Linked DNA regions of Homo sapiens: region 1 is linked to region 2. A link is an interaction called in ENCODE POLR2A ChIA-PET data of the cell type or tissue named here. Cell type or tissue: Caco-2. All regions are shown on one strand. Each heading gives the region's core, and the rest is flanking DNA. Links, peaks and the distances in the headings are about the cores only. Region 1 has its middle 290 kb from the start of TRD-AS1. Region 2 holds the start of LOC107984649 (a long non-coding RNA gene).

Region 1 (16,540 bases), core at 6,994-11,993, 100 kb after region 2:
ACTTAAATCTAAGACCTAAAACCATAAAAATTCTAGAAGATACCATCAGAAAAACCCTTCTAGACACTGGCTTAGGCAAAGACTTCATGACCAAGAACCCAAACGCAAATGTAACAAGAACAAAGATATATAGATGGGACCTAATTAAACTAAAAAGCTTCTGCACAGCAAAAGAAACAATCAGCAGAGTTGACAGACAACCCACAGAGTGGGAGAAAATCTTCACAATCTATACATCTGACAAAGGACTAATATCGAGAATCTAACTCAATGACTCAAATCAGCAAGAAAAAACAAACAATCCCATCAAAAAGTGAGCTAAGGACATGACTAGACAATTCTCAGAAAAGATATACCAATGGCCCACAAGCATCTGGAAATGCTCAACCTCATTATTTATCAGGGAAATGCAAATCAAAACCACAATGTGATACCACCTCACTCCTGCAATAATGGTCATAATAAAAAAATTTAAAAAAATACCCATTGGTTTGGATGCAGTGAAAAGGGAACACTTTTACACTGTTGATGGGAATGTAATCTAGTACAACCACTATGAAAAACAGTGTGGAGATTCCTTAAAGAACTAAAAGTAGATCTACTGTTTGATCCAGCAATCCCACTACTAGGTATTTACCCAGAGGAAAAGAAGTCATTGTACAAAAAAGATACTTGCACATGCATGTTTATAGCAGCACAACTTGCAATTGCAAAAATATGGAACCAGCCCAAATGCCCATCAATCAATGACAGAATAAAGAAAATGTGGTATATATATACCATGGAATACAACCCAGCCATAAAAAAGAACAAAATAATGGCATTTGCAGCAACGTAGATGGAAATGGAGATTATTATTCTAAGTGAAGTGTATTCATCTGTTTTCACGGTGCTGATAAAGACACACCCGAGACTGGGCAATTTACAAAGAAAGAGGTTTAATTGGACTTATAGTTCCATATGGCTGGGAAAGCCTCTCAATCATGGCGTAAGGCAAGAAAGAGCAAGTCATGTCTTACATGGATAGTGGCAAGCAAAAAATGAGAGAGAGCTTGTGCAGGGGAATGCCTCTTTTTAAAACCATCAGATCTTGTGAGACTTATTCACTATCATGAGAACAGCATGGGAAAGACTTGCCCGCATTATTCAATTACCTCCCACTGGGTCCCTCCCACAACACATAGGAATTCAAGATGAGATTTGGGTGGGGACACAGCCAAACCATATACTTCCACCCCGACCCTTCCCAAATATCACTTCCTTGCATTTCAAAACTAATCATACCTTCCCAACAGTCCCCCAAAGTCTTAACTTATTTCAGCATTAACTCAAAAGTCCACAGTCTAAAGTCTCATCCGAGACAAGGCAAGTCCCTTCCACCTATGAGCCTGTAAAATCAAAAGCAGGTTTGTTACTTCCTAGATACAGTGAGGGTACAGACATTGGGTAAATACAGCCATTCCAAATGGGAGAAATTGGCCAAAACAAAGGGGCTATAGACCCCATGCGAGTCCAAAATCCAGCGGTGCAGTCAAATCATAAAGCTCCAAAATGATCTCGCTTGACTCCATGTCTCACATCCAAGTCACACTGATGTAAGAGGTGGGCTCCCATGGTCTTAGGCAGCTCCACCCCTGTGGCTTTGCAGGGTACAGCCTCCCTACTGGCTGCTTTCATAGGCTGGCATTGAGTATCTGTAGCTTTTCTAAGTGTGTGGTGTAAACTGTCAGTGGATGTACCATTCTGGGGTCTGGAGGATGTTGGCCCTCTTCTAACTGCTCCACTAGGCAGTGCTCCAGTAGAAGCTCTGTGTGGGGGTCCAATCCCACATTTCCCTTCAACACTGCCCTAGCAGAAGTTCTCCACGAGAGCCCTGCCCCTGCAGCAAACTTCTGCCTGGACATCCAGGCGTTTCCATACATCTTCTGAAATCTAGGTGGAGGTTCCCAAACCTCAATTCTTGACTTCTGTGCACTTGCAGGCTCACCACCAAGTGGAAGCTGCCAAGGCTTGAGGCTTGCACCCTCTGAAGCCATGGCCTGAGCTCTATGTTGGCCCCTTTCAGCCATGGCTGGAGCAGCCAGAATGCAGAGCACCAAGTTCCTAAGCTGCACACAGCATGAGGACCCTGGGCCCAGCCCATGAAACCACGTTTTCCTCTGAGGCCTTCAGGCCTGTGATGGGAGGGGCTGCTGTGAAGACCTCTGGCATAACCTGGAGACGTTTTCCCCATTTGTCTTGAGGATTAACATTTGGATCTTCATTATGGCTTGAATTTCTCCTCAGAAAATGGGATTTCCTTTTCTATTGCATTGTCAGGCTGCAAATTTTCCAAACTTTTATGCTCTGCTTCCCTTATAAAACTGAATGCTTTTAACAGCACCCAGGTCACCTCTTGAATGCTTTGGTGCTTAGGAATTTCTTCTGCCAGATACTGTAAATCATCTCTCTCAAGTTCAATGTTCCACAAATCTCCAGGGCAGGGGCAAAATGCCAACAGTCTCTTTGCTAAAACATGACAAAGTCACCTTTGCTCTAGTTCCAAGCAAGTTCCTTATCTCCACCTGAGACCACCTTATCCTGGAAGATGATATTGTTTACATCACTATCAGCATGTTTGTCAAAGCCATTTAACAAGTCTCTAGGAAGCTCCAAACTTTCCCACATTTTCCTGTCTTCTTCTGAGCCCTCCAAACTGTTCCAGCCTGCACCTGTTACCCAGTTCCAAGGTCACTTCCACATTTTCAAGCATCTTTTCTTCAATGCTCCACTCTGCTGGTACCAATATGCTATGTTAGCCCATTTTCATGCTGCTGATAAAGACATACCAGAGACTGGGCAATTTACAAAAGAAAGAGGTTTAATTGGACTTACAGTTTCACCTGGCTGGGGAAGTCTCACAATCATGGCAGAAGGCAAGGAAGAGCAAGTCACATCTTGCATGGATGGTGGCAGGCAAAAAATGAGACAGCTTGTGCAGGGGAACACCTTTTAAAACCATCAGATCTTATGAGACTTATTTACTATCATGAGAACAGCATGGGAAAGCCCTGCCCGCATCATTCAATTACCTCCCACCAGGTCTCTCCCACAAGACATGGAAATTCAAAATGAGAATTTGATGGGGACACAGCCAAACCATATCATGAAGTAGCTCAGGAATGGAAAACCAAGCATCGTACATTCTCACTCATATGTGGGAGCTAAACTCTAAGACACAAAGGCATGAGAATGGTACATTGGACTTTGAGGACTCGGGGGAAGGTGTGGGAGTGGTGAAGGATAAAAGACAACACATTGGGTACAGTGAACACTGCTTGGGTGATGGGTGCACCAAAATCTCAGAAATCACCACTAAAGAACTTATTCATGTAACCAAACAGCACCTGTTCCCCAAAAACCTATTTAAAATTTTTTTAATAAAATAAAATAAAGGAAGCCCCCCCCAAAATTATTTATGTGATGTTTTCTCAATTAATGTATTCCTTTTGTTTTCTGTGGTATCTGGTTCTTCACATGTTTGAAGGCAGTTCCCAAAGCTCATGTTACTCATTGTATAGCATAGGATTTGGCACAGATTGAGAACTTAATTTGTTGGGTGAATATATTAATTTTTATTTACTCATAACATTATTGGGAGAAATTATATGGAATGACTCTTGCAATTGTTCCCCCAAAAAGCTTCTAATTTTTTTGAAAACAAATTGAACAAAACTATCTAAAAGTAAAAGTGAAAATGCCAGATTAGATCTGTGAGCAAAATTCAAATAGCACACCAAACCTTATTCTCCATCCTCCAAAAAAGAAAAATTCACAAATCTATAATACATAAAGACTGGTTATTAGAATATGACCATATATGACACAATAGCCATATAGTGACACTTAATTTGACAGCTGTTCACTGTGTCATGTTATATATGTGTCAGATTAAAAATGACACTAATAATTCAGTACTGGTATAAATATATAGGTTTAAAAAATTGGGATTGTGAAAAGAAATATGAAATGTAGATGTCTCTATGTTATCTAGTTATATTATACAAAAGTCAAACATATAGTGTTCATTACTGCAATATTCAAATGGTATGGAGAATCCAGACTGAGTCTAGAAAAGAACAATAAATATTGTGGTACCTTTTGCTTTGCTTTTTTATTTTTATGTAACAGCTTCATTAAGATACAATTTACATACCATGTAATTCACCCATTTAAAGTGTACAACTCAATGTTTTTCAGTATATTCACAGAGTTGTGCAGCCATCACCACAATCAATTTTAGAACATTTTCCTCATCCCAAAAAGGAACCTGTATCCATAAAAACAGCCTTTTTAGGCTGAATAATATTCTATTATATGTGTGTGTGTATACATATATATCACATCTTATTTATTTTTGTTTGCTGACATTTAGTAGATTCAGTAGATTTTCTTGAATAAATGCTTCTCCATTTTTGGTATGCCCTTAGGACGATTTCCCAGACTTTGGCTTTTTAAAAAATAATTTTCATCAGTTATGATTCAAATTGAGAAATTAGTGTTAAACAATTTTCCTAAGTATTGGTATCAATTTACACTCTTACTTGTTTGAGTAGATTCAAATTCTCTTCATTACTTAGCTCTGTCTTTCTTTTTTAATTTTAGACATTTTGGTTGGCATGTAGCAATATTTATTATTTCTTTTAAAAAAATCAACATTATTGAGGTATGAATTACATGCAGTAAAATGAACCCATTTTAAGTGCTTTGAAATATGGTGAGTTTTGAAATATTTATAGAACATGTAACTGTTGTATAAATCAAGACACAGAACAATTATTTCACCCTAAATTGTTCCTCTGTGTTCTCTACCTGTCAATCAGTGGTTGTCTGGGTTCCCCAACTGCAGAATCCAGACAACCACTGATCTGTTTTCTCTCAATATGGATTAAATTTGCTGTTCCTCGAGTTTCAAATTAATGGATACAAACAGTATAAACTCTTTTCATCTGACATTTTTCTCCATGTAATGTTTTTAAAATGCATCCATGTTATTGTATATATAAATTGCTCATTCCTATTTATTTTTTTCCAGTTATGACCTATAATGAATAAAGCACCTCTGAATATTTATCCAAAAGAAATAAACAATATTATGTGAATATTTTCTATTCACAAATACATTCTGCATAAATACTTCTGTGAATATATATTTTTTATTTCTTCTGGTTAACAATCTATGGGTGCAAATTATTAGATCATACAGTATATGCATGCTTAACTTTATAAAAATTGCTAAACCATTTTTCAAAGTGGTGGCACAATTTTACATTCCTAGCGCCAACATAATAAATATATAAGAGCTTCAGTTGTTCCATATCCTTGCCAATGCTTGATATTGTCTGGCATAATCTTTCTCAAATGGATGCAACCATTCCCTCAGTTCAGATGTTTTAGGCCTCTCAATTGGGATTGATTAAGGGCCTATTAATCTCCATTATAGCTACTAAAACTATATTTTTTTCCTCAAAAAATCTAGATAATATAAAGTAGAGCCTCAGGAAGCTGATTCTGTCTTTCCTTCCTAGGTATTCTATGATTAATTAGCTTTCTCCAAAAATCTCTGAATGTTAAAAGACTCTGATTAATACTCTTTCTCTATCTGTTAAACTCTATCTTTGTCTCTATCTGTTAAACTCCACTACCTATCGCAACAGGATCCAGTCACACCCACTGAAATCCAGGAAAGCAAATTACATGGCAATGTGCCCACCCCGTCCCCATTGCCTTCACTGTATAGAGGTTGGATGGCCTCCAAGAAATATTTTAAGAATTCTGGTGACCCACTCAATGATGAATTTCCTGATTCCTTGGTGAAAGAAGGGTCCTCTGGGATTCCCAGGGAGTATGGTTAGCAGGCATCTGATTAAATTGCATCAGATAATTCCATTACCACATTCCCATTTACCTGAATCCTCAGACTTCTTTCTCTATGAGATTTTTGAGAAATATCTGCATTTTAATTTTATTATCTTTAGGCCAGTGGAGTTTTACTATCCCTATGTCCAGAGGGCAGAGAGGAATATCAAAACCTGAATGGAGATGGGTGTGTGGAGAGAGCCAAGTTGAAAGGAGCTGTGATCTTTGAACAAATGATGTTTGCCACTAGAAGAGATTCCTCAGGAGGAGAACCAAGGAACAAACACCCTGACCTTACTCTGCTACCTTTTTCAGATTTTGGCAAAGGGCACCTCACTGGCAAAAATCCACTAGAACCCAGAGGGCACGGGAGCCTTGTTGATGCGGTTCATTCAGGTCAGCCTCGTGAGACAAACAGCAAGGAAGAGAAAGGTGGAGAGTGGATATGAGAGGAAAAAGGAACACACACAGCTGACGAGATCTGTAACTGAGTGTGTTCCTGTTCCTCCATACCATATTTTAAATTTCATAGGCTTATTGTCAGGGACAGGAAGTCCTCCTATTGCTCTTCTTCTCTCGGAGTGCTTTGAGTATTACTGACTTTTAAAAACTATATATTTTAGAATCTACTTGTATATACACACACTCTTGATACTGATGGGGATTTCATTGAATGTATTTACCAAATATGCGAGAATTGATGCCTTTGCATTGTAAATCTTCTAATTCATGAACATGATGAATTCTCCCATTTCTTTAGATCTTTAATTTCGTTTTTTAATGTTTTATAGCCTTTTGTCTTGAGGCCTTGCAAATATCTTTTAAAATTTATTTTTAAGTATTTTGTATTTTTATGCTATTTTAAGGATATATACATGTTACATTTTTTAATTTTTAATTTTTGTGGGTAGATTGTAGGTGTATATATTTATGAGGCACATGAGATGTCTTGATACAGGCATGCAATGCATAATTACATCATAGAGGCCAGGCATGTGGCTCACGCCTGTAATCCTAGCACTTTGGGAGGCTGAGGCGGGAGGATCACTTGAGGTCAGAGTTCAAGACCAGTCTAGCCAACATGACGAAACCCTGTCTCTACTAAAAATGCAAAAATTACCCGGGCATGGTGGCACTTGCCTGTAATCTCAGCTACTCAGGAGACAGGCACCAGAATCACTTGAATCTGGGAGGCGGAGGTTGCAGTGAGCCAAGGTCGCACCACTGCACTCCAGCCTGGGTGACGCAGTGAGACTTTCTTAAAAAAAAAAAAGTTTACATCATGGAGAACGAGGTATCCATCCCCTCAAGCATTTATCTTTTGTGTTACAAATAATCTAACTGTACTCTTTTAGTGATTTTAAAATGTACAATTAAATTATTATTAACTATAGACACGCTGTTGTGCTATCAAATGATAGGTCCTATTAGTTCTTTGCAGTTTTTTTGTACCCATTAGTCATCCCCACCTATTTTTTTATTTTTATTTTTTGAGACGAGTCTCGATCTGTCGCCCAGGCTGGAGTGCAGTGGCATAATCTCGGCTCACTGTGGCCTCCGCCTCCCAGCTTCAAGAGATTCTCCTGCTTCAGCCTCCTGAGTGGCTAGAATTACAGTCATGGGCCATCATGCCTGGCTAATTTTTGTAATTTTAGTAGAGATGGGATTTCACCATGTTGGCCAGGCTGGTCTTGAATTCCTGACCTCACGTGATCCACCCACCTCGGCCTCCCAAAGTGCTGGGATTACAGGCGTAACCCTCCACCCCCAGTTCACCCCACCTATTTTAAGGACACTTTTTAAAGGTTCATTTAAAATTTCTGATTGCTTTCATATAAAATGTAATTTTTAATACTACATAGCTAAACTCAGTAATGTAATATATATTTGCAAATGATTTGGAATTGTATATATCACAGTCATGCCATCTGTGGCTAATATTTATAGTCTTGTTTCTAATTATTAAAACTTTTATTTCTTTATTTTTCTTAAATATTGGTTAGGACCTTCAGTATACTTTTTTAATAGGGATAGCGTTTTTTTGGCTTTCTTGAAATAAAGCATTCAACATTTTTCATTAAGTTTTATGTCTGCTTTGTTGTAATACATATAATTTAGCAGAATGAGGACTTTTTTTTCTATTCCTAATTTGCCATAAATTTATCTCTTTATTATGAATGAATATTTACTTTGTATTAAAAACTTTTGTGTAACTGTTGAGATTATTAAATCATGTTTTTATTAATGAGAATTATTACTTTAATTCATTTAAGATGTTATATAAAGATTATATAAAACCCAACTTGGTTGTGATATGTTATTCTTTTTTATAACTGCTAATTCTTTTTACTAATAGTTTGTTTAGAATTTTTGAATTTATGTTCATTTAGTGAGATTATCCCATAATAATTTTTTAAAAAATATTTCTTTATTCAGGTTTAGTATCAAAATCATGCTGGCCTTGTAAAATAAATTGGGAAAACATTTTCTCATTTTTTCTCTGTATTTAGATAAGTTGAGTAACTAGGTTATCCTGCTACAATAATCAACTCCAAAATCTCAGTGTGTTACAAAAACTGTTAATTATTTTCTGCACATACCTAGTTCATTTTGGATTATTATGAAGACCCCTACCCTGCTTTGATGAGATTCTGACTGCACTCTATGCAGGGAGTTATTTTGCCCATTGTTTTTTACATTCTCTGGCTCAGTCCTCTGGAATATTCTTTTTCTCTTATCTCCTTTGACCACATATTAAGGAATATGCCTGCCTTGGTGGATAAATTGGTTTCTCAGCCCACCTTCTGCTGGGCTTATGAAGCACCCAAGAATTATTTTCTATCTCTAACAATCATAGTTTGTTTTAGTCAAAGCTTCTTTTGGTCATCCATTTCTTTCAAAACATTAATTGCCTTCTTATCTATCTGAATACAATAAAAACCATGTATTTATATATTAAAATACATAAAAGTAAATTTATGTATTTATGAAATTTGTTTATATATAAAATATATAAATAAATAAAATGATAATATTTATAAAAACTGCTAAAATCAACATGAGATTGGAAGATAAAATGGTTTATAGTGCTACTTCAAATCTGGAAATTCAACAGTTTAAGATGAGAATCAGCAAACTGCTTCTGAATTTCATGAAATACATAGGTTCATTTAATCTTATTGTTCAGCAACGATTTTAAAAAGCACTTTGTATGATGGTTAATAGTGAGTGTCAACTTGATTGGATTGAAGGATGCAAAGTATTGTTCCTGGGTGTGTCTGTGAGGGTGTTGCCAAAGGAAATTAATAGTTGAGTCTGCACTGGGAGAGGCTGACCCACCCTTAATCTGGGTGGGCACCATCTAATCAGTTGCCAACTCAACTAGGATAAAAGCAGGCAGAGGAATGTGGAAGGACTTGACGGGTTAAGTCTTCCATCCTTCATCTTTCTCCCATGCCAGATGCTTCTTGCCCTCAAACATCAGGCTCCAAGTTCTTCAGCTTTTGGACTCTTGGGCTTACAGCAGTGGTTTGCCAGGAGCTCTCGGACCTTTGACCGCAAATGGAAGGCTGCACTGTCGGCTTCCCTACTTTTGAGGTTTTGGGACTCCGACTATCTTCGTTGCTCCTCAGCTTGCAGACGGCCTAATGTGAGACTTCACCTTTCGATTGTGTGAGTCAATACTCCTTAATAAACTCCCCTTCATACATACAACTCTCCTATTAGTTCTGTCTCTCTAGAGAACCCTGACTAATACACTTTGTGATTTACTTTAACCCAAGATAGAAACGTAATAGTTGGAAATCGCAAGAAAGAATGCTGCTTTATATATAAACTCAATAAGGAAACTTTTTTTTTACAGAGGAATGTTTACATTATAAGGTCTCAACTGTGCCACTAATGTGCCTTCTTCCTGTCTGTGCTTCATGTATTTTCCCTAAGCTCCTGAGCAGGTGGCTTCCTTTATGGAGTGCTAAGGTTTTTGTTTATCTTCCACTGTCATTTCTACTTCTGTGGGATTCCTGAGAGCACAGAAGTACTTGGCTGAGTCAGTTTTAAGGAATTGATGGTGAGGTTGATGAACTTTTTCTTTTTTTCAAAGTTCACAGGCTTTGCATTTGACTTAGAATAACCCTGATGAATAAGGAAAACCATCTCTTCACTGGGAGGTTGCTTGTTGCTTGTACCAGTATAAAGTGTACGAATTCTATCTGGTTTCAAACATGCAGTCCAAGGTCACAGCTACTCCTTTCTGCCTAGTTACTGTGGTCTGAACTTGGGTTACTTTCTGAGCCATGCTGGATCCTATGGGAAAAAGGAGAAAACAGAGTTGGTTCCCTTAAATGTCTCAGATGGGTCATGAGGACTAGATTAATTTATGGCAAAAGGACAAAGAAAATAATTAAATAGTGTTTCATTTCCCCACTTCCCTTACCTCTTACTTAATACTCCACCAGTTCCAATTTGTGCAGCCCAGCTCTCGAGGAAGCTGCAGTCCCATGTTTGGGGCCGCCCATAGGTACTGAAGCCAAAGGGGACCACGAATGCCCACAGCAGGCCAGGGCAGAGCATGGTAGAATTTCTTCTTATGGTTGAAATTTGCTTCCTCACTCAAGCCTGGAAACAAAATGCTTCTCTGAGTGCCTGAGTGCAAAGTCCCTGGAGAAGTTCAGTGTTTCTGCCCCCAAACAGGAAATAAAGTGTGCAAGTAGTATGTTACATTGCTCTATTCAGAGACTGAAAAATCTACCCTACCCCAAATCTCTGTTTTGTCTTGGTGTTTTCTGTGGCAATACATTTGAAAAATTAACCTTATATCTAGCAAGGTACAGGAATAAAGTTTAATAATCATTTTGTTATTGAATTTTTGCTTAATACCATATGGTCAGAGACTATGACTATTCTGAATGATTTAAGTTCTTTGAAATTGATTAAGGCTTACTTTATGTTTCAGAATATAGTCAATTTTGCTAAATATTCCTTGTGTAATCTGTTCTTTTGAGGTAAAGTATTCAATCTATGTATGTGAGGTAAAGGATATTAGTTGTGTTGGTCATAATTTCAATACTTTTCTACTGAGAGATGTGTGTTAATGCCTGACATGATGGTTGTATAATTATTTATTGATCTTTTAATCAATAAATTCTACCAATTTAATTCTACTGGTCAACTCTACTGATTTATGTTTGATATATTTTGAAGCTACGCCATTAGGTATATATAAAAATAGAATTTGTTCTGGGTAGATCGTACTCAATCATTTTGATGTGTTGCTCTGTGTCTCTAGTAATAATTCCTGGTTTAATGTCAATTTTATCTGATATTAGTATAGCTACCCAGCTTTCTTTTGGTTGGGGACTCCAAATGTCTTATTATTCACATGCAAAAGAATGAACTTTCATCCCTACTTCTCACCATATTCAAAAATTAACTTGAAGTGGAGCAATAACCTCAATGTACAAACTGAAACTATGAAACTCTTAGAAAACATAGATATAACTATCTGTGACCTTGGATTAGGCAATGTTTTTAAAAATATGACATATAAAGCACCAGCAACTAAAGAAAAAATAGATAAATTAGACTTCATTAAAATTTAGAACACTTCTGCTTCAAAAAACACTATTAAGAAAGCAAAAAAAAAAAACATAATCTATAGAATGGGAGCATCTATTTGCCAATCATATGTCTCATAAAAGTCTAGTATCCAGAACATATAAAGAATTCTTACAACTCAACAATAAGAAGACAACCCAATTAAAAACAGCCCAAATACTTGAGCAGACATTTTCTAAAGCAGGTACACAAATGGCCATTAAGCACATGAAGATAGGCTTAGCCTTATTAGTCATTAGGGAATTGCAAGTGAAAACCACAGAGGGATACTACTTTATGCCTACTAAGATGGGTCTAATTAAAAAGACGGACAATAACAAATGAGAATGTGGAAAAATTGGAATCCTCCCTTACTGCTGACAGTAATGTAAAGTAGTGAAGCCACATTGAAAAATAGTTTGGCAGTTCCTCAGAAAGTTAAACATAAAATTACCATATGACCCACAATTCCATTTTTATGCATAATACCCCAAATACTAAAAACGTATGTCCACACAAAAACTTGGTCACAAATGTTCAGCCTTGAAATTATTATGGTAAGTGAAAAAGCCAGTAAAATATGTGAATATGTGAATCATACAATACGTGACATGATAGGTCACATATTGTACAATTCCATATGTATGAAATATCTAGGATAGGCCATAGAGACAGAAAGCAGATTAAGGCGTTGTTAGGGGCAGATGTGCTGAGGAGGGGATGAGAGTGACTTATAATAGGTATGATTTTTTTTTTTTTTGGCGAGTGATGATAAAGTTTAGGAATTAGTTGTGATGGTTGCACAGATTTGTGATGATATTAAAAATAACTGAATGGTATACTTCAAAAGCATGGATTTTATGCTATGTGAATTATATCTCAATTTATCAAAATAGAATAAACAGAACTATTCTATGGTTTTATGTAAATAAGAACAATTCTTACTTTAGTGGAAGTGTTGTCTGGGGGGGAAACATGAGAGAGTTTTCAGGATTATGGGAAATGTTCTATATTTTAGTTTCAGTGATGGTTGTATGGCATATACATTTGTCAGAACTCATTGAACTGTACTCTTGAGATCTGTGTACCTTACTAAACTATGCTACAATACAAACAAAACTAATAATTTGAACACAATCTGTGTCCATCAACAAGAGATTGACTAAATAAAATGTGGTATAGTCACACAATGGCAAAATTTGAAACTTTAAAGAGAAGGAGATAGCCAGTTGATGGTTGTTAAAGCTGAATGAAAGATACAAAGGAGTTCATTATACAATTCTTCCTAGTTTGTGTGTGTTTGAAAATTTAGATTAAAAATAATAAGGTAGCTGTCTTCATGTACTGACAATGATGGTTTCCCATGATATAGTTTAAGTAAGAAAGCATGGTAACAGAACAGTGTGGATGGTATGCTACATTAATATATATGTTATATATATACCCACAAGCATATATACATACATCATTTTTATATATACATATATATATATACACATCATATATATGTATATATGTATAATGTTCAAAGAAAATTTCAGTGTAACAGTGGTTATACTAGGCTGTTGGGGATAGTGGGGATAGAGGTAAAGAGAAAAGTTACTTTTCACTATATATCTTTTTGTATAATTTTTATTTTATACCATGTATACTTATTACTTATTCAAAAATCCGAGAATAATTTATATGAAAAATACTTTCTCTTTTTTTTTTTTGAGATGGAATCTTGCACTGTCACCCAGTCTGGAGTGCAGAGGCAGGATCTCGGCTCACTGCAACCTCTGCCTTCCAGAGTCAAGCGATTCTCCTGCCTCAGCCTCCTGAGTAGCTGAGATTACAGGTCCACACCACTACGCCCAGCTAATTTTTATATTTTCAGTAGAGATGGGGTTGCACCATGTTGGGAAGTTTGGTCTCGAACTCCTGACCTCAAGTGATCTACCCGCCTCGGCCTCCCAAAGTGGTAGGATTAAAGGCATGAGCCACAGTGCCCAGCCTCACTACTCTTAACTCTACAGATTTTGTTTATGTTTTTTGCCTCATGAGGGAGTTGGTAGGTTTTTTTCTCTATTTTGAACAGTTTGACTAAAATAACTATTATCTTCCTTTCTTGAAGGAACATTGGAAAAAAGAGAAAGATCACACTGTTGCTACTGTACATACAGACCTATGAGGTATGAAGGAATTGGTGAATTTGGGCAAAATCCTAAAACTCCTAGGTGGTGTCATTGATCCCTGGATATACACTGTCATCAAAATGTTTCCCCAGTTAATTTCTGGTGAGCAGACATCCATTGGAGGAGAGAAGCAGAATACAATTAAATTTTGTCATGTCTTTCTGTTCATCCTGCTCAATCCTCAACACCAAGAACAATGTCTGGCACAGAGTAGGCAGTTGGTAAATATTTTCTGAATGTAGAACAGTTGCAAGACAAAAATCTTTGCAGGAATTCTTCTGGTGGCTATTTGAATTGTAACTTTTATGACTGAATACCCGTACTATGAAGGTGGATGTCCAGAGGAGAATGGACATAAATGTTATATGATAAATATACTTGATATGTTAAGTTGCTATGAATTAGGGCATATGCAGACACACCTGGAATGAAAATACTTATAATAAATAATGAGTGTGTGATGATTTTAAAATATGATGATTTAAAAATTTTAAAATTTTTTCAAAAATGAATCTTCTTTTTTTTTCTGAAGGCCAGCAGATTGCCACCCAGAAGAGTTTTAGGTGTCCTTGTTTTATTATGGAAGTGTAGGATCTCAATGAAACAACCTCAGATATTCCAATGAGGTTATCTTTATTATTTACATATCTATTTAAAACAACACTACTTCTCCTCTCGAATACATTGGAGTTAGTACAAAGTATACCAGCTCATTTTGAGTTACTTTAAACGTAATGATTTTGTAATCACAATTATTAGATTTCTGCATTCATTTCAATTTAGAAACAAGCACATTATGGTAAACCATTCTAACCCAAAACCCGTTCAAAGACAAAGAATGTGACTGGACTCCCAGTTGCAGGTTTGAGTACAGGTTGCAGGTGCCTGAAGAGTTCTGTGTTCTCACTGCACAGAAGTACAGGAATGAGTCTCCTGGTTGGGTGGCTGTAATATGCAGGGAGACATGTTTAGCATTTTTATTCAACAGTACAGTGAGCCTTCTGTCCTGTTTTCTATCCACATTTGAATGAATCTCCATTAAGATATTAGGGCCTTCCCCGTTTTCTTCTTGTACCAACAGAAATAATTCAAAGCTCCATCTGTATAACTGTCATTAATAACGGCCATTTCTCTCTCCTAGACATTTAGATTTGAATAACTCTGTATCACATCCTTTTCTTGGCCAGTCATCACCGTTGAAACAAGGAAAATGGGTTACTGGGTCATTTTCCGAATGTACGTTTTCTTTGCAGAGTATCAGCAGAAAACCAGGGGAGAACTAAAATGAATCCCCCTCCTTCCCCAGACTTGTGATGGACCCCTCCAGAAGCCCTGCACTTACGCTTCAGCTGAATTTGAATAAAGCTCCCAGGGACTTTTCCATTCTTCTTGCCATTAGAATCATCAATGATCTATACTATCTGGGAAGGAGAACATATTCTATTCTCAGTGTATTCTTGCTCTTTCTTAACCTGGCTATAAGCCAATAGGAGACAAGCTATGCTCTGCCCAACAGAGTTGAACATTCCATTTCTCTGCATGTGAAAATGAAGTGCTGCCATCCTGTGTACAGACCTCTAATTGCCAAGGCCACGTGTATAACACACATTCTGTCTTTAGAAGGAGAGCTGGCATGTCTGCCTATCCCTTAGAACATCTTACTTCACAAGTAGGAAATTAGTAGAAAGTCATATTTCTGGTTTATATTTCTGGTGATTAAGTTACAGATCTTGCATTTAAAGTTTCTGATCTGTAGTAGTTCTTTATAGGGTTTAAGGTAGATATAAGGGGAAAAAAAGCCTGACAGTACAAAGTAAGAACAGAAAACTACTAGACTCAAATGAAAACATAGAGAATGTTATCCATTGATGCCTTCTGCACTTTTTTTTTTTAAATAAAGAAGAAGCAGATATTCATGCCATGTAGTAACAGTCTTCTTTGGTGTCCTAGTAAGATAAAGTCTCTATTCTAAGACAAGCAGTGTTGGAGCTAAGCTTCAGACCCACTGAGAAACTTCTTATCATCAATGTGTCCTTCTGAGTCTTAAGTTAAAACATACTGAATGGGAAGCTTTGAGGAAGTGACTGACAGCACAAATATGAGGGAACTGGTGCTTAAATAATAACCCCAAATGATGATCTGTTACCACAAAATGGTCACTCCAGACTCACTCTCAAGAAAGTCTGGGAAAGACAAATATTTTATTAGAGATGCGGGTTTCTATTTTAATGTTTATCTTTAAAGAAGCAACAGTGCAGAGTCTTCAGAGAGACCATTAGAGTTACTCATTTGGATTTTAGAGACTCTTCCTGGTTCGAGTCTAGACTGACTGTATCTCTCATTTTATTAGTCATTTTGGATCTGGCAGGAAAGATAAACTCATAGTCAAAGAAAATAAATAATGTACAGCCTTTGATTTCACTTTTATCACTGAACTCTAGCAGCTAGGCACCAATCAATGAGACAGAGGCAGAGCTCATGGCTTAGAAGAGTTTGGCTATGTTGGCCAACCTTGCATTATTCTGTTTCTGGTCAACCATGTCTTACAGATGGTGGTGTTTTGTTTTGTTTTTTTTTTTAATGGAGTTTTGGTCTGTTGCCCAGGGTGGATGGAGTGAAGTAGCATGATCTTGGCTCACCGCAACCTCCACTTCCCGGGTTCAATCGATTCTCCTGCCTCAGCCTGCCAAGTAGCTGGGATTACAGGCATGCACCACTGCACCTGGCTAATTTTTTTATTTTCTTTTTAGTAGAGATGGGGTTTCGCCATATTGGCCAGGCTGGTTTCGAACTCCTGACCTCAAGTGATCCACCCACCTCAGCCTCCTAAAGGGCTGGGATTACAGGTGAGCCACCATGCCCAGCCCAGA
Region 2 (16,540 bases), core at 4,668-9,667:
TCTCGCACTAGACTATGAACTCCTTGAAAGCAGGGAATTTCTCATAGTCATTTTTGATTTCCCAGTGTGTAGTGCAATGATTGGCATATAGTAGGAATGCAATATGTTTTTTTCTTTAATGATGAAAACATAGGAGAGTCGAGACATAGTAGTTGGTATATGTGTAGCATTTATTTGCTGCGTATGTGAAGAAGGAAGAAGAGGCAGAATTCAGGATTTTTTTCTTTACAATTTGATGTTGACTTTGGAATTGTAAAATAGTATAAATTTTTAGAAAGTAGAGAAGTTTAAATTAAAAAGTTATATATTTCTAAACACCACCAATTTCATCAAGATCTATGTATACAAGGCATTAACCAGTGATTTGAAAAATTGCTTTTTTTTGTGGGGTTATAGCACCTTTCGCGTTCTTAACATTGCACATTTGTGTTTTCTTTTTTATTATCAGTTTTCCTAGAAATATTGCCTTTATTTGTACATTCTAATTATTGCTTTGCATTTAAATTAATTCCTGCTTTTATCATTAAACTTTCCCCTTCTCTGTTTTGGCTTATTTTGCTCATTTCTTTTTTATTTCTTGAATTGCCAGATTTGGCTCCTTTGTTTTACTTTTTATTAATAGATGGATGCATTTTCTTGTGAATATTGCTTTGAACAAATATATAGTTTTTTTATGTAGTACCATTATTAGGGTTCATTTTTAGTGACGTGTAATTTTAACTCTTAGTTCTTTGACCTGAAAATGTTTTAGAATATTATAAGTGGTTCTCTTTCTACTCATTTATTTGCTATCTTTTAATTATTAGTTTCTAGCTTTATTGCATTAGGTTCAGACAATGTGGCTTATATGATTCCCATTTTTTGAGTCATATTATATGCTCATTTTTTTGTAAATATTCTGTAGCTATATGTTTAATATAAAGTTTTTTCCATCATCCTCTCTCTCTTTCTCTCTCTGAGAAAAAGATATTAAGGTGTCCCATAATGAATATGTTATCAAGTTATTTTTATATTTCCTACAAATTTTGCTTTATATTTTTCTGACACAGTTTGTTTGTTGTTTAGAGAAGGCGACACTAATACTCATTCAATGATTGCTGCTAAGTGTGAAGGATGTTCTGTCAGGAGATGGACAGGGTGCTGTAGGAGGTTTAGCAGGCGGTTACATCCAAGTCAAGACGGCTAGAAAAGGCCTCCCGAAATAAGGAACATTTAAGCCATAGTTGACACCTTTTAGGATTTGAAAGCAGACAGTATCAATCTGGGTTCTGGTAGGAAACTTATGGCATACTGAAATTGTGTAATTTGAGAAACATGACACTAGTTATAAAAATACAAGCAGTGAGCAGGGAACATATAAGAGATAGTGCTACAACCTGGGACTAGCATCACTCCAGGCCTTGAATGGAAAGGAGGGAGTGATTACCAAAACCTGGAGAAAGACAGGCTATTTGGAGAGGCCACCGTAAGGAGCTGATTGTGGGTTAATGTCAGTATGTGGGAAGGGAGGAAGTTGGGGGAATATATAGCCTGACCTTACTTTCCTCATTTTTTCTGTTCTCTGTGGGTACTGCCCTTGGGCAAAAACCTACTGGAAACCAAAAGACAAGATAGCTTATTGGTATAATCCCTATAGGTCAGTCACCTGGGGCACAAAGCAGGGTGTGGAAGGATGGAGAGAGGACCTGGAAGCAAACAGGAGATATTAAGCACAGAGTGCAAGATGGGTGAAGAATAAAGATGAAAGATGAAACCAGAGCAATAAGCTAGAGAAAGAAAGGCTTTGTGAGCCTTAGTAATGATTTGGGATTCCATCCTTTGGGAAACTGGAAGTCACTGATTAGTTTTAAGCAAGAGAGCAAACAGATTGCACTTGTATTTTTAAATAATAACTCTGGCTAGACTGAAGAGAACATGTTGGAGGCACTGATGGCTTCGTTTACTAGGATGGGGACACAGAGAAGGTGGACCTATGGGGTGATGAGATAGGGAGCCCAATAGTGTGTCTGTGCCAAGGAGAGTCTTGGCTAGAGATACAGGTTTGTCAGTCTAGAGCAGTTAAATGGTATTCGAGGCTCAGGAGCCAGTAAGATTGCCTAGAATCTGTGGATAACATAGAAGAGGGCTTAGGAACCCCATAATTCAAGAAATTGGCAGAGAAGCTATAGCCTTCAAAGGCAGGAGAAAGTGGGATTAGCTAGGAAGGAAAGAGGAAAACATGGAGAATTTTGAGAAGTCATGCTCTTGAATTGGCTAGTGAACTCTCTGGTATCTCCTAGATGAGTCATGATAAACTTCTGTAGTAAGGGTATCAGGATAAGATCAATGAGGGCATTTTAAGTAAGAGACAATTTTACACTGACGTTTGATAGAATCTCTTCATCTCCAGCAGTCACTCTGGCCTAGAAAACTGAAACCCCTCAGTGAAGCTGTGGATCAGAGAGAATTTGCTTTATGCAAGATCTCCATGTCCACAGATTATGTTTTTGTAAAGCATCTGTTCAAAGGCAGAATGTGCCAGGTGGCTGTGGAGAAAGATATAAATTAGTCCATGGAATTTGAAACTCTTAACATGAATTGATCATCTACCTTCCTTTGCCTTCATGGCTATGTTCGTACTACTGAAAAATAATTAAGAGTGTTTCAGGACATCTGGTCCATTAGATTTCTTCTGAAAAGAAAATCTTTACATGTTAAGACATCAAATTAAATAAATAATAGCCAGCTATGTTTTTGCCTAATTCAGATGTATATGAAACCAGGATTTTATAGTTTAGGTATCAGGAAGTAGTTTTCTGATTTAGTGCCAGGATGGCCTTAAATGTGCTAAAAAACAAAATACTAATACAAATAGGGAGTGAGCCTGGGTTCACATTTTGTTACTATTCTTAATCATTAACTAAAAAAAGCTAATTCCACAAATGTTTACAGGAAAAAGATACAACTATATAGATAGCAAAATAAAATGCTATTAGGGTTGACACGATAATCTGGGGTTAATTTTTTTTTCCAGGCTATGAACGCAAAACTCTTCCATTTCTGTAGGTTAACCTCCAACCCACAGGAATGTAAACTATGTGAGCCTTTTCTCAGTTATGGATTGCTAGGTAAATATGCTCTGACAACAAAGTTACGATCCCCAAGAATGCCAGATAATTGCTTACTTGAAAATGCTCTTGCAGATAGAGAAAAAAAAAGACTAGCAATCATCATTTTTCTTTTTTCCAGGATTGGGATAACTTTTTTTCACAATATTATTAATAAATGGCCATGACATTTAAACTGTCTTTCCCAAGATAAAGATATATGTTTAAATGACTTTGTGTCATGCAAGAACTCAATCTCCCATAATTTTCTAATTCATCAGGAGCTATTCTTTCAAGCCAGAAATGTCAAATAAGTTTTAGGAAATTTATCAGGTTTACTGAAACTCAAGGCTCTGTCATTAAAATCTCTTGCTGATTTTCCTCAAACCTCACCACTTCATGAAGTCTGGCTGAGAATGAAATCAGTAATGTGGAGAGCAATCTAATGCAGTGATTTTTCAAACTAGGCAACAGTTATGTATTTTAAGGGAATCAATTTCCAGATCTTCAACTTCTGTATGTAACCTTTCCTAAAAGTGATCTGTTCAAGAGCTTGACTGTGGTTCTTGTTTCCCGTCTCAAATTTCATAATTGCTCTTCCCCAACCTTATTCAAGACGGAATCTCCTTTTGCAGCATTGCCCTGCAGTTTAAACACCCCTGGAACATTAAACAAAGGGACAATTTATTGGTGTCAAGGAAGCCTCCTTTAATTAACCGTAAATATGACCCCAGTCACTTTCTTTTTTTTTTTTTTTTTTGAGACAGTGTCTCGCTCTGTCGCCCAGGCCAGAGTGCAGTGGCGCGATCATGGCTCACTGCAAGCTCCGCCTCCCAGGTTCACGCCGTTCTCCTGCCTCAGCTTCCCGAGTAGCTGGGAATACAGGCGCGTGCAACCACGCTCGACTAATTTTTTGTATTTTTAGTAGAGACGGGGTTTCACCGTGTTAGCCAGGATGGTCTCAATCGCCCGACCTCGTGATCCACCCGCCTTGGCCTCCCAAAGTGCTGGGATTACAGGCATGAGCCACTGCGCCGGGCCGACCCCAGTGATTTTCTTAAGAAATGCATTTCCAAAAAATTTTCGCCTGTAAGTTTAAAACTAAAATTGAAATATATTTTTGTTGTTTTAATAAAAGGTACATCAACAATAATTATATTTATAACTCAATCTAGAAAGATAATTTTTAGCAATTAGAGCAGTATGGTCAGAGAAAATTTAAAAGCAATTTCAATTTTTTACGTGATTTTGTTGCAGGCATTTTGGGTGATCAACAAAAGCCTTTAAACAAAAATATACTAAAATTAAGTTCTGCAGGAGAAGTTGAATGGAAATATGATTCCAAGGAAAGAAAAGAGCAATATAAGGTCTTCAATTGTCAATGAAGAGCTTGTTGTGAATTTTAACTGGGTGTTGATGGGTATCAAATCACTTTGGTATTAAGGTTTCACTGGATATGTTTAAAAGCTATTCTGAGTTTTATTTGAAAATGTCAATGTTTATATTACAGTGGAATTTACAACCTTTGTAGCTATTTAAACATTTAAACTAATAATAAAATATTTTAGAAGTCATCTTAAAAATGCATGAAGGTTTTACAGTTTTCCAATGTCTGAATACCACTAAGAGTTGGCCTACAAACATGAGCACACTTTGATGACAATGCAGGAATTACTGTCAATATATGTTTATGTTTAACCCCCTAGTCACTCTTTAAATCTGTGTCTCCTACAGCCTTTGGTGGAAAGTAATCAGTCCTGTTGAAATTCAGATAGCTTCTTCAATGTTTCCTCTTAGACCTGAATTTGAATGAACCAAGATGGAAGAAGGGACCTTTAGATCTGACATCACTCACCTTTCTGAATTTGCAGATGCCACGTGTAAGAAATAATCAAACAGTGCAATTCTGAGCTACTGTAGAGGAGGCCTGTGTGGCAGATACTCTCTGGGTTACCTGCTTCATCCCCTTCATTAGGCAGAAAGTGTTTCCTCCTGTCAAAAAGCGGTTTAAAGTTTGCTGTATTTGAATGGAAATGCTGATTCCTGGTGTCACAGAGAAAACGCAGCTGTAAAAGAGACAAGACAAAGAACTCAAGTTAGAGAGTGCATTAAAGCTCCATGTTGTTGGTTTTGTTAATAACCAAAGCAGTCTACAAATGTTATCCCAGAATGTTACTAAGAAGCAAAATATCCATAGGGATTAACTGATGGAGTCACAATACCTAAAGGTTCTGGTTTGACCAAGTTCTTAGACAAAGACTAAGATGACTATAGGCACAGAAGCAGGAAGTAGACATTCTAGCCTAGACGGTGGGGCAGAAAAATAATTTGGGGTAGAGGAAAGATCAGATTAACTCATGCCTACTTACCTATTAGATTTTTATTTTACGAATACCTCTAGATGTCATTTTTTTCATCTTTTCCTCTTGTTTCTTCATTAGCCTGTATTGGCTCTCTCATATCTAGTAGAATATCTGTTATAGTATGGTATTGTATATATTGTGTGTTTCTGTCTAGGCCAGGGTGATATTCACAACTTTTATTCTCCTGTTTAATAACATATTTAGTGTTTGGTATGAAAAGCAGACACAGACTGGGAGTGGGAGTCAGTGCGAGGACAGAATCCTTGCGGAACCCCCTGCTATCCCATGTAGGGCAAGGGAGGGACTTCTCTGGATCTTGATTACCTCAGATAAATAATGAGAAAATAGGATTAAACAAAACAAAACAAAAAGACTTTTTTTTATTTTAACTTTAATCTCCACAACTCTGTTTCCCCTCTTCCATAGGTTTTATCCACCCAGGAACGTTCCCCAAGGAGAGATTTATAAGAAGAAATTTAAGAAGAGAAGTTGCTTAATCTTAGAGTCAGGATAGTTTCAGAAACCAAGTCTAGGAATTTTACTCAAATTTTTGGGCCCTCCATTCCTATGTCACTCAATCCTAGGATCTGAGCAGCAAAACGATTTCTTCTCTCTTGTCCCCATGGAAGTCTCCAGAGCAGGGCTCCTTATGAGGGAGGGAGAGAGGGGAGGACTCCGGCCTCCTGCTTTGCCTTTAGAGGTTTGTGCTGACTTCCTGCTGAGCTATTACCATCTTTCACCAGAAGTTTCTACTTCTATGTTGAAAGAAAATTTCAACCTGAATTTGGGAGTCCTGGAGTAGTTCAACATGTTTTCCTACTTTCCATGGATTTGTTGGAGAGAAAGTGCTGTGGTACCTAATTTCAGTAGATTATACAGACAAGAGGCAAGAAGTACAGCAGCCACACTGAGAGAGTGAGCCTTTTGTCTGGATTATTGAGGCCACATAGGTATCTTTTGAGAAAGGCAACTTTTGGTTACATTGGATGCAAATAGAATTGCTTTAATTCTTCTATGGATAGAAATTGGGGACTGCGTTTACCTCTAATTGGCAAAAGGAAATTTTAGGCATTTGCAATGTGTGTGTGGTTTGCTAGATGAATAATTGAAAGCATTTACATGAAGCAGGAGTGCAAATGAGAGCAGCCTGGCATTTTCTATTTGTTTTTTCATTGCTTACTGTTACTTAAAAGTGTGACCAAAGGCACACACTAGTGATTGTTGTGTAGAACCCTCCTTTGGGAAAGTGGATGAATCGGAATACATTATTTTCTTTAGCCAGTTGATCTTTCAAGAAGTAAATATTTATTTATTACCAAATTTGAATAGGATGCTTTATTGGATGCTGTATATGAACATGTGTGTGTATGATTGGGAGTGATGATGGTGGTTTAATTTATATGTTTCTATGTGTGTAAATCATAGTTCTGAATATTGACACATATAAACCTGTACACGATTAAGTAGAAATATAAGTCAATGTTTTAAAAAGTCCCCCATATGGCAGAGTCAAGAAGTTGTATGTGAGTTGATTAGCAAAGTAGATCATTATGGGCTATATAGTCTAAGTTGTATTTGCTGAGGATCTAGATGGATAAGCAAGGATTTGATAGAGAAGAAAGGACTGCTGCAATCTTAATGTTTGTCTTCCCCCTTGGAATTCATATGTTGAAACCTAATTGCCAAAGTGATGATATTAGGAGGTGGTGCCATTGGGCGGTGACTATGTCATGAGGGCAAAGCCCTCATGAATGAGATTGGTGCCTTTATAAATGAGGCTCCAGAGAGCTGCCTTGTCCTTCCGCTATGTGAGGACATGATGAGAAAATGTCACCTATGAGCCAGGAAATGGGCCTTTACCAGATACCAAATCCATTGGTGTCTTCACCTGGGGCTTCCCAGCCTCCAGACTCTGAGAATAAATTTCTGTAATTCGTAAGCTACCTAGTCTATGATTGTTATGGCAGCTTTAATGAACTAAGTAAGACAAGGAATGATCATAGCATTGTGAAATACAGCAACTAGAATATATTTTCCTTTTTAAGATTAAGACTAGCATGGGATGTATTACTACTGAGTGGAAATACAGAGCTCTTATACACCCCCTCAACCCTCATCCTCCCCATTTCCCCTATTATTGACATCTTACATTAATGTCATACTTGTGTTACAATTGATAAGCCAATATTAATATATTGTTATTAACTAAAGCCCATAATTTACATTAGACTTTGATCAGTGTACACTCCCCATAGTTTTGTTTTTGTTCAGAATGTTATATAGTTGGAATGATACAGTATATAGTCTTTTCAGATTGGTTTCTTTCACTTAGCAATATACAGTTACAGTTCCTCCACGTCTTTTTGTGGTCATGTCTTTTTTTTTTTTTTTGGTGAGATGGAGATTTACTCTTGTTGCCCAGGCTGGAGTGCAATGGCATGATCTCGGCTCACCACATCCTCGTTCAAGCGATTCTCCTGCCTCAGCCTCCTGAGTAGCTAGGATTACAGGCATGTGCCACCACACCCAGCTAATTTTGTATTTTTGGTAGAGACAGAGTTTCACCGTATTGCCCAGGGTGATCTCGAACTCCTGACTGCAGGTGATCTGCCTGCCTCGGCCTCCTGAAGTGCTGGGATTACAGACATGAGCCACTGCGCCCGGCCTGGTCATGTCTTTTTATCATTGAATAATATTTCATTGTATGGATGTACCATACTTTGTCGATAGATTCACCTGTTGAAGGACATCTTGGTTGATTTCAAGATTTAGCAATTATAAATAAAGGTACTTCAAACATTTTCATGCAGATTTTTATGGGGACAGAAGTTTTCAACTCACTTGAGTTAAAACTAAGGAGCATGATTGCTGAATCATATGGTAAGAGAATGTTTAGTTTTATGAGTAACTGCCAAACTATCTTCCAAAGTGGCATTCCTACCAGCAATGAATAAGGGTTCCTGTTGCTCCATATTCTCACAAAATTTGATGGTTTCAGTGTTTTGGATTTTAGTCATTCTGATAGGCAGGTAGTGATATTTCACTGTTTTAATGTGCAAGTCCCTAGTAATATTTGATGTTAAGCATCTTTTCATGTGCTTCTTTACCATCTATATACTTTGTTTATAGTCTGTTCAGATAGTTCAGATAGTTCAGATCTGAGGTGTCTGTTCAGATATTTGCCCATTTTTTTCATTGGGTTTTAAATGTTCTTATTGTTTTATTTTATTTTATTTATTTATTTTTTGAGACGGAGTCTTGCTCTGTTGCCTAGGCTGGAGTGCAATGGCTCAATCTCGGCTCACTGCAACCTCCACCTCCCAGGTTCAAGTGATTCTCCTGCCTCAGCCTCCCAAGTAGCTGGGATTACAGGCTCCCGCCACCATGCCTGGATAATTTTTCTATTTTTAGTACAGACAGGGTTTCGCCATGTTGGCCAGGCTGGTCTCAAACTCCTGATCTCAGGTGATTTGCCTACCTTGGCCTACCAAAGTGCTAGGATTACAGGCGTGAGCCACCATGCCTGGCTTATTGTTGAGTTTTAAGAGTACTTTGCACATTTTGGATACCACTTAAAAAATACATATGCATTTTGCAAATATTTTCTCCCAGTCTGTGGCTTGTCTTTTCTTCATTTTCTTAATTTCTTTTGATTTTGGAAGTCTTTTATTTTCTTTGAAAATATCTATGGTGATTTTCCAATGAGTGCCCTTGGTGATATAAAATATTTCCTCCCTCTACTTGTAATTGAGATTATATTTTTGAAATGTATTAATATTCTTTTCTCCTTTATATTTTCAGATACATAACCTTATCTATATTCTTCTGAGGAATCTATCTGTCTTGAGTGGGGAGAGATTAGATTATTCTGAGAGGAATGGAAATAGAAAGCATTAATATTCAGCTCTGACATCTAAATTTGGATCTTTGATTACTTAACAAGAGAACTGCCTTAAAAGTAAGGTTTTTTTCAGGTGTAACACTTTTTCTTAATTATTTATTGTATTCTTTACCATATTATATGTAAGACCAGCTGGACTTGATCATAGAGTTTTACATCAGTTTGACAGAAAGGTGCAGGACAGAGAGGGAGGTCAGTTTTTTGGGTCCTAGAGGGTAAAGAAAAATGGAGGCAGAACAAGGAACTTAGGTGTCAGGACTCTGGTCTTTCCCCTGGTCTGCTATGGGCGGACACTGATTGGGTTAGGAAAGGCTAGAAGCATTTAGATAAGTATGGGAACAGCACAAGAGTACTGGGTAGTAGAGCACCTCTCACAGTGTTCTAGGGGCAGGCTGCATGTCTCTGGGGGAAGTCTTACTTAAGTCGTGGGAAGATGGCGCTGGAGAAAAATCAAGGCTTGGCTACATGAGTCAGAGGCTACTTTCTAGAATCCCCATGGTCTGTTTACAGGTGCAGGGAATACAGAAGTCCCCAGGGGTCCAGGAAGTAGATGCAGAGAATTGAGAGAGCTAGTGGCCTGGCAAAGTCCTGGGCTAAGTACAAAGAAGTGCCCATGATGAGGGTCTTTGAGATGGAGTCAAGCGGCTGAAACAATTGGCTTCAGCAGTGGTGTCAACACATAATCCCAAAAGTCCAGGTAGGAAAATCCATATATAACTAGGTACCTACACAGGGAACAGAGTAGATTGGCTGCTCAGCTGCTCAGACCAAAAGATCCAGAAGGCAATGCATGGATTTAAGCCTATTTTTTTTTTTTTTTTTTTTTTGCCTCAGGTGACACTCAACTGTCTCACCTTATCACCTAAATTTCATCACGGAAAGAAAAGGGTAAGGTGGTTGAATTCCAAACATATCACCTAAAGAGACTGAGTCATCTAAGAAAGAATTTACATCAGCCCTAACATGGAATTGAACTTAAATGAACTGAATATTTAAAGTGAAAGGAACTCTTTAAACCTGAATAAAATGAGACATTGTTAATTGCAATTTACAAAATTTAAGTTTCTTGACTATTTGGTAGATGGGATCATTCATAAAGAAGATTAGATATATTAGAGAAATTTTTTTCTTTGTGTGTCTTTTTATATGTATCTACATATTATGTGAGTTTGTTATCCTACCATGTCAATTTCCTTTTTCTCTGCCTCATTCATTCATCCACCCCACTGAATTCACACACTGTTTTAATTATCTTTGAAAAAAGTATAAGGCACAGAAAAATCTACAAAAACAACAGCAAAGAAATACAAAAATCAAGAAGAAAAAAATAAGGGCAGGAACATAAACCTTGAATTAGATTTGGAATTAAAATATATGCAATCAGCCTCTATAGTTGGAGTTAAGCTAACATTGGCTCTGAACTTATTAGCAGTCAATGTAAAGAAGGAAAACAATCAGTCCTGTGATAATTACCTCATCCATATGATAAAAACAAACTACAAGTGTAGGTACAAATTATCCATGTAGGAAATCTTAAGAGAAATTTTTCTTATAGCATCTCATAGAACATGAGGTAATATGTAAACTGTGTCCCCAATAAAGAAGCTATATTATGTCCAATGATGAATTCTGTAGGACTGTTGTTTATGATATACTTCATAGAAAACTTATTGCATTATGACAAAGCACAGTTCCACGAAGGAAAGAAAATGGTAAGGTATTGGCTCAATAGGAATCCTGCATTGAAACAGCCAAGATGAAGATTATTTTATAGCTACAGGCACTTTTCTGGAAGAGAACCTCCTGGGAAATCTAAGGCTAGATCAAACTGCATAGTAGGGAATGGGGAATAAGGGAGTTGCCAGAATATGGCCTTTTTGAGAGGAAATAGGTATACACTCCTCTCTCTCTCTCTCTTTTACTGTCACTCTCATATAAGTCTATAAGACTGTAAGATATCCATATATATATATAAGAGTTTGCTATACATACACACAGACACTATATAAATATATTACCCATGTAGTAAATCTTAAGAGATTTTTTCTTATAGCATCTCATAGAAACAAGAGGTAATATGTAAACTGTGTCCCCAATAAAGAAGCTTTCTTCCTTCCTATATATAGCATGTATGTGTCGTGTGTGTGTGTGTGTGTGTGTGTTTGTGTGTGTGTATCTTTGGTATTGCTTAGGGTATCTTTACATGAGCTTTTTTTTAATCAAATAATATTCTGAATATTTCAATGCTTGTAATGCTCTCTACAACTGGGTGTCACTTTGTCTGCATTATGGTTAATTATTTCTGTATTTTTCTATATTGAGGTACCTGACTCTACGTTTCCTAAATTTTATTCAGAACTGTGTTATAGATAACTTGTGGTTTATTTAATATATATTGAACAGTAAAGCCATGATCATCATAAAACCTTAAACATTCTCATGTATTTATTTATAGCTATCATATTTCTTGCCTTGTGACTACTGAATGCTAATAAAATATAACCCTTTGATAAATGTTTTCTAGGACATTTTATTCTGCATTCTTTAGCTATTTTTGCCAATGTTTCATAACTTCATTTTCCTTCCTTTCCATTTCTGTCACATTTATCTCAGCTTTAATTCCTTATCTTTGAATATCTATGTTGCTTTAAGCAATTTTTCTTTTGCTCTTTCTTTCTCTTTAACTGTTTTCACTAAGTGCTGATCATATACTTATATTTTCTGACCTGTCTTACTTCTTCAATGTGTTCTCAAATATTTGTGGATACCTCAACAATGAGTATATTTTAATCAAAATAATATCTTTACTTTGGCTCTTATTGCCTGCCAGCTTTCTTCCTTCCTGTCTTTATCCCTCCTTGATTTAAAGAGACATCCAAATGAACTATTATTCATAGCATATGAGAATCTATATGAATAAATAGGACTTTCATCTACAGCTAAAATGCTCAAGATTATACCTAAATAGTTGGTAATTTAGAATGATTTTCCTGACTTCATATTTGTTGCTTTCAAACTTTTTCTGGAGTTTTAGATTTAGAGTATAACATTGGGTTTGGCATAGAAAGTTATATCAAGCTGTCTCTTTTTTTATTCTTTAGTTTCAGTCTGCCAAATATACAATTTAACACATCCCTCAGCTAAATTTGCCCTTAAAGAGTCCTTATTTGTCCCTTTATCTGCTGAACACATTGAAATTATCTTGAACAACTGTCTATGCTGAATTTCTGGTCAACAGAGCTTCTATATTTTGGTGAAGCAATTTTATTCATTGCTTTTTGCTTGCTATGTTGAAATGTAAGTTTGGGCGATTTAAAAAATTATTTTATTGGAATTGATATGTGAGCTTATTACTGCTTTCTGATGGCAAAAAGGAGTTTGAAATAAATTAATAGCATTGGGGTCATCTGTTATTTTTACGTATCCTTATTCATTCCTCTTCTAGTAGCATCTTGGCTTTGCCTTGAGGAACCACCTCTGCCTGTTTCCCAAATCTGAAGAAATCAGTCTAAGCAAAGTCAGTCCAGGATATTTTCTGGAAATATCACAAAAGAAGCCTGTTTCTTCTGCTGGAGTTGTTAATTTGGCAGGTATGGTAAGGAGAGAAGTAGCTTTCCAAAGATGTCTCTCTCATCCACTGGGGCAGTTATACTCCAAATGCCATAGACTGGGTGGCTTTAACAACCAACATTTATTTCTGACAATTAAGGCTGGGAAATCTAAGATCAAGATAGCAGCAGACTCAGTGTCTGGTGAGGGCCATTTCCTGGTTCATAGATGGTACCTTCTTGCTGTGCTCTCACACGGTGGAAAGAGCAAGGCAGCTCTCTGGGGCCTCTTTTATAAAAGCACTAATCTCACTCATGAGAACTCCACCCTCATGACCTAATCACCTTTCAGAGGTCCTACCACTTAATACCATGACCTTGGGGATTAGGACTTCAACATACAAATTTTGAGAGGACGCAAACATTCAGTCTATAGGAATGTCCACCACCTATCCTCAGAACCTGTGAATATGTTACTTTATGTGGCAAATGTCCTTGAAAATGTGATTTAGAAAATGGGATTCACCAAGAATCTTAAGATGGGAAGATTATTCTGGAATATGTGGGGGATCTCAATGTAATCTCAAGGATCAAGGCTCAGGAGGGCCATGAGGGTGACAGGAGATGAGACAATGGTGGTAGAGGTCACAGTGCTGCGATTTCTAGTTTTGAAGATGGAAGAGGGCCATGAGCCAAGGCACGCAGCAGCCTCTAGAAGCCAGGGATGCTCAGGATTTCACTCAGTCTCCCCTAGAGCCTATAGAAGGAACACAGCCCTGCCAACACCTTTGTGTTAGTGCAGTGAGACTTATGAGCTCCCAAACTGTAGGATAATAAAGTAATATTGTTCAAGCCACCATGTTTGTGATAATTTGTTACAGCAGCAGGAGGAAACTAACACAGTAGGACACAAGTCTGAGGCTCCTGGCGGCCATCTTTGCCATCATGTGGGCCTGAGCTTTCTTCAGAGTAAAGCCAATATAAACAAGAGCCAAACGATAGAGACACGCTGTGGTGACATTATTTGAGCATTTGGTCAGTCCTTCCTAAAGTAGTTAACCCAGATTTTTCAGTTTTATTAGCCAACAGATTTTTGTTTTGTTTTGTTTTGCTTCGGTTACTTTGATCTGGGCTCTCTCTTACTTGCATACTATTTTATGTACAAGTATCTTTTTAAAATTACAGTTTTACTTATTATAGCTCCAATTTGGAAACAATGTACTTATCATGCTTACTGTATTCATTGATTTACTCGATCAATAACTCAAGTTAGGCCGGGCACAGAGGCTCACGCCTGCAAACCCAGCACTTTAGGAGGCCGAGGTGGGCGGATCACTTGAGGTCAGCAGTCTGAGACCAGCCTGGCCAACATGAGGAAACCCCCACTAAAAATACAAAAATTAGCTGTGCATGGTGGTGCGCACCTGTAATCCCTGCTACTTGGGAGGCTGAGGAAGGAGAATCACCTGAACCTGGCTGTGGGAGGTTGCAGTGAGCTGAGATTGCACCACTGTGCTCCAGCCTGGGTGACAGAGTGAGACTCCATCTGAAAAAAAAAAAAACAAAAAAAAAAAACAAAAAAAACCTCAAGTTATTGGGTAAAATGAGGTGTATTTCAAAAATACAATATCTTGTAGCCATGGGAAACTCATGCTATAGAAAAACTGCTTGTTTATGTGGGAAAGCTTTCACAATATATAATTTTTCACTGAAGCAAAAAAAATTGAAAAGCATCATTCATAGAAACGCCCAACCATATACAAAAAAGTTTTAAAAGTTACAAAGGAAGGATCTTCCTATGATAACTTGGAAATTCAGATAACTTGGAAAGGTTAGAAATTTCTTCTAAACTCTTGTATTCTTTAAAGAGTTATACAAAATGACATTTGAAACATTTATTAATGCCCCTGCCAAAGACTGCATTTTAAACTTAAACGCTATTGAAAAATGCACTGAAGAAGTTTAAAATATTGTATAGTCCCAGGTCAAATAATTATAAACTAATGTTAAAAAGGCAAAAATTTCCTATGTAAACAATAATGGTAATAGTGTTATTTTTACATTTAACTTCTATTAATAAGGATACTTGAAATAAGTCTCATCTTGCAATTACTACTCTAGAAAAAGTGAGGACTACAAGTGCATGTATGGTGCAGCACTGTTTTCATGAATTTCTTTCTTATGTTCTATGTGTCTATTACATTAATAAGACTGAGATGCTATAGCAGTTTGCCACCCTTTGGGAAGGGAAAAAGGCCAGTGGTCAGGGAGTCGTACATTGTGTGATTCTAGGCATTTTGGCCTCTTTGAACCTATATTAATTCTTCATATAAAACTGGGATATCAATAGTAGCTACAGCATGGATTTGTTGGGACTACTAAATGAAATAAAGCATGTCATGCACCTCTCAGAATATGGGGCGCATATATATATATATATATATACTCAATAATTGTTAGCTACTACTAATATTTTTATTATCAGCATGATACTGTTGTTACTATTAATTTTTGACATGCCTTACAGTCCTATGAGTTAGCTCAGAATTCTGAGTTAACACAACTATGGAGGAGATAACAAAATAGAAAATTTATCCATTTTTACTCTATAATGTTTAATGAGGAAAATGCCCATCAATTAATTACCTTCATTCAAAAAACTTAAGAATCATTTCTGTGAATTAAAGATTGTTGGAGGCACAGTTGCTATTGAAATGGGTAAAACTGTGTCCTTGGTAACTAACAGTTTGCATTTTAGTGGGGAGACAGTGAAAAATACCTGTAAACACCATAAGGTGTTGGATTTGCCACGTTAGAAATATGCTTAGGGTTTCAGTTAGGAGATAAAGGAGAAAGTGATCAGTTCTACCAGTGCAAAAGGGTCAGGACAAGGATTCAGAGAAGAGGGGAGGTTTGCGAACCTTTCAAATAATAGGCAAGTGGTTAATTGGGGATGGGCATTCCATGCTGAGGGGACAATGCTGGCAAAGGCATAGATGCAGGAAACAATTTCATTTGCTGAGCGGATGGGCGTGTACAGTTTGGGGGGATGGGAATATGGCAACAAATGAGGCTGAGTTGCTAAGCAGGGTACAGACTAATTAATCCATCAGTAGATGACCCTGACCATTTACCCTGTTAGGCATGGTAAGTGCTGGAGATACAGTGGTGGCCTCCGCTTTGATGGACTTATATTCTAAATAATCACTGGGCCTTTCTGTGGGAAATGAGGCTTTATTGAGGCAGAGGTGTGTGTACATGATCTGATTTTTATTATAGGATGCTCACTGGGACAGCTATGTGAAGCAATGTTTGAAGGGTGTATTTTAGTCTGTTTTCACCCTGCCAATAAAGACATACCTGAGACTGGGAAGAAAAAGAGGTTTAATTGGACTTAGAGTTACACATGGCTGGGGAGGCCTCAGAATCATGGTGGGAGGTGAAAGGCATTTCTTACATGGCGGCGGCAAGAGAAAAATGAGGAAGAAGCAAAAGCAGAAACCCACAATAAACCTATCAGATCTTGTGAGACTTAATTCACTATCATGAGAATAGCATGGGAAAGACCAGCCCCCATGTTTCCATTACCTCCCCCTGGTTCCCTCCCACAACATGTGGGAATTCTGGGAGATACAATTCAAG

Evidence for each region. Peaks named below come from ENCODE experiments on the same cell type or tissue, not always from the same donor. Only the 100,000 strongest peaks of a DNase experiment are listed, where the experiment ranks them.
Region 1: POLR2A ChIA-PET joins it to region 2 with 7 read pairs; 2 of 35 experiments call an interaction of 5 or more read pairs at or near these places.

What each region holds. Positions count from the first base shown.
Region 1 is chr14:22,184,088-22,200,627 of GRCh38, reverse strand. It overlaps TRA, the pseudogene TRAV32 and the pseudogene TRAV33. Among named protein-coding and RNA genes, the nearest start is that of TRD-AS1, 290 kb to the left of the region's middle. In Caco-2, for the core only: no CTCF peak of the experiment used is centred there; no DNase peak of the experiment used is centred there.
Region 2 is chr14:22,283,450-22,299,989 of GRCh38, reverse strand. LOC107984649 (a long non-coding RNA gene) reads left to right here and starts at 9,257. Exons shown (of 3, transcript XR_001750634.2): 1 at 9,257-9,407; 2 at 10,185-10,238; 3 at 12,796-12,921. It also overlaps TRA. In Caco-2, for the core only: no CTCF peak of the experiment used is centred there; a DNase peak (open chromatin) is centred at 7,179.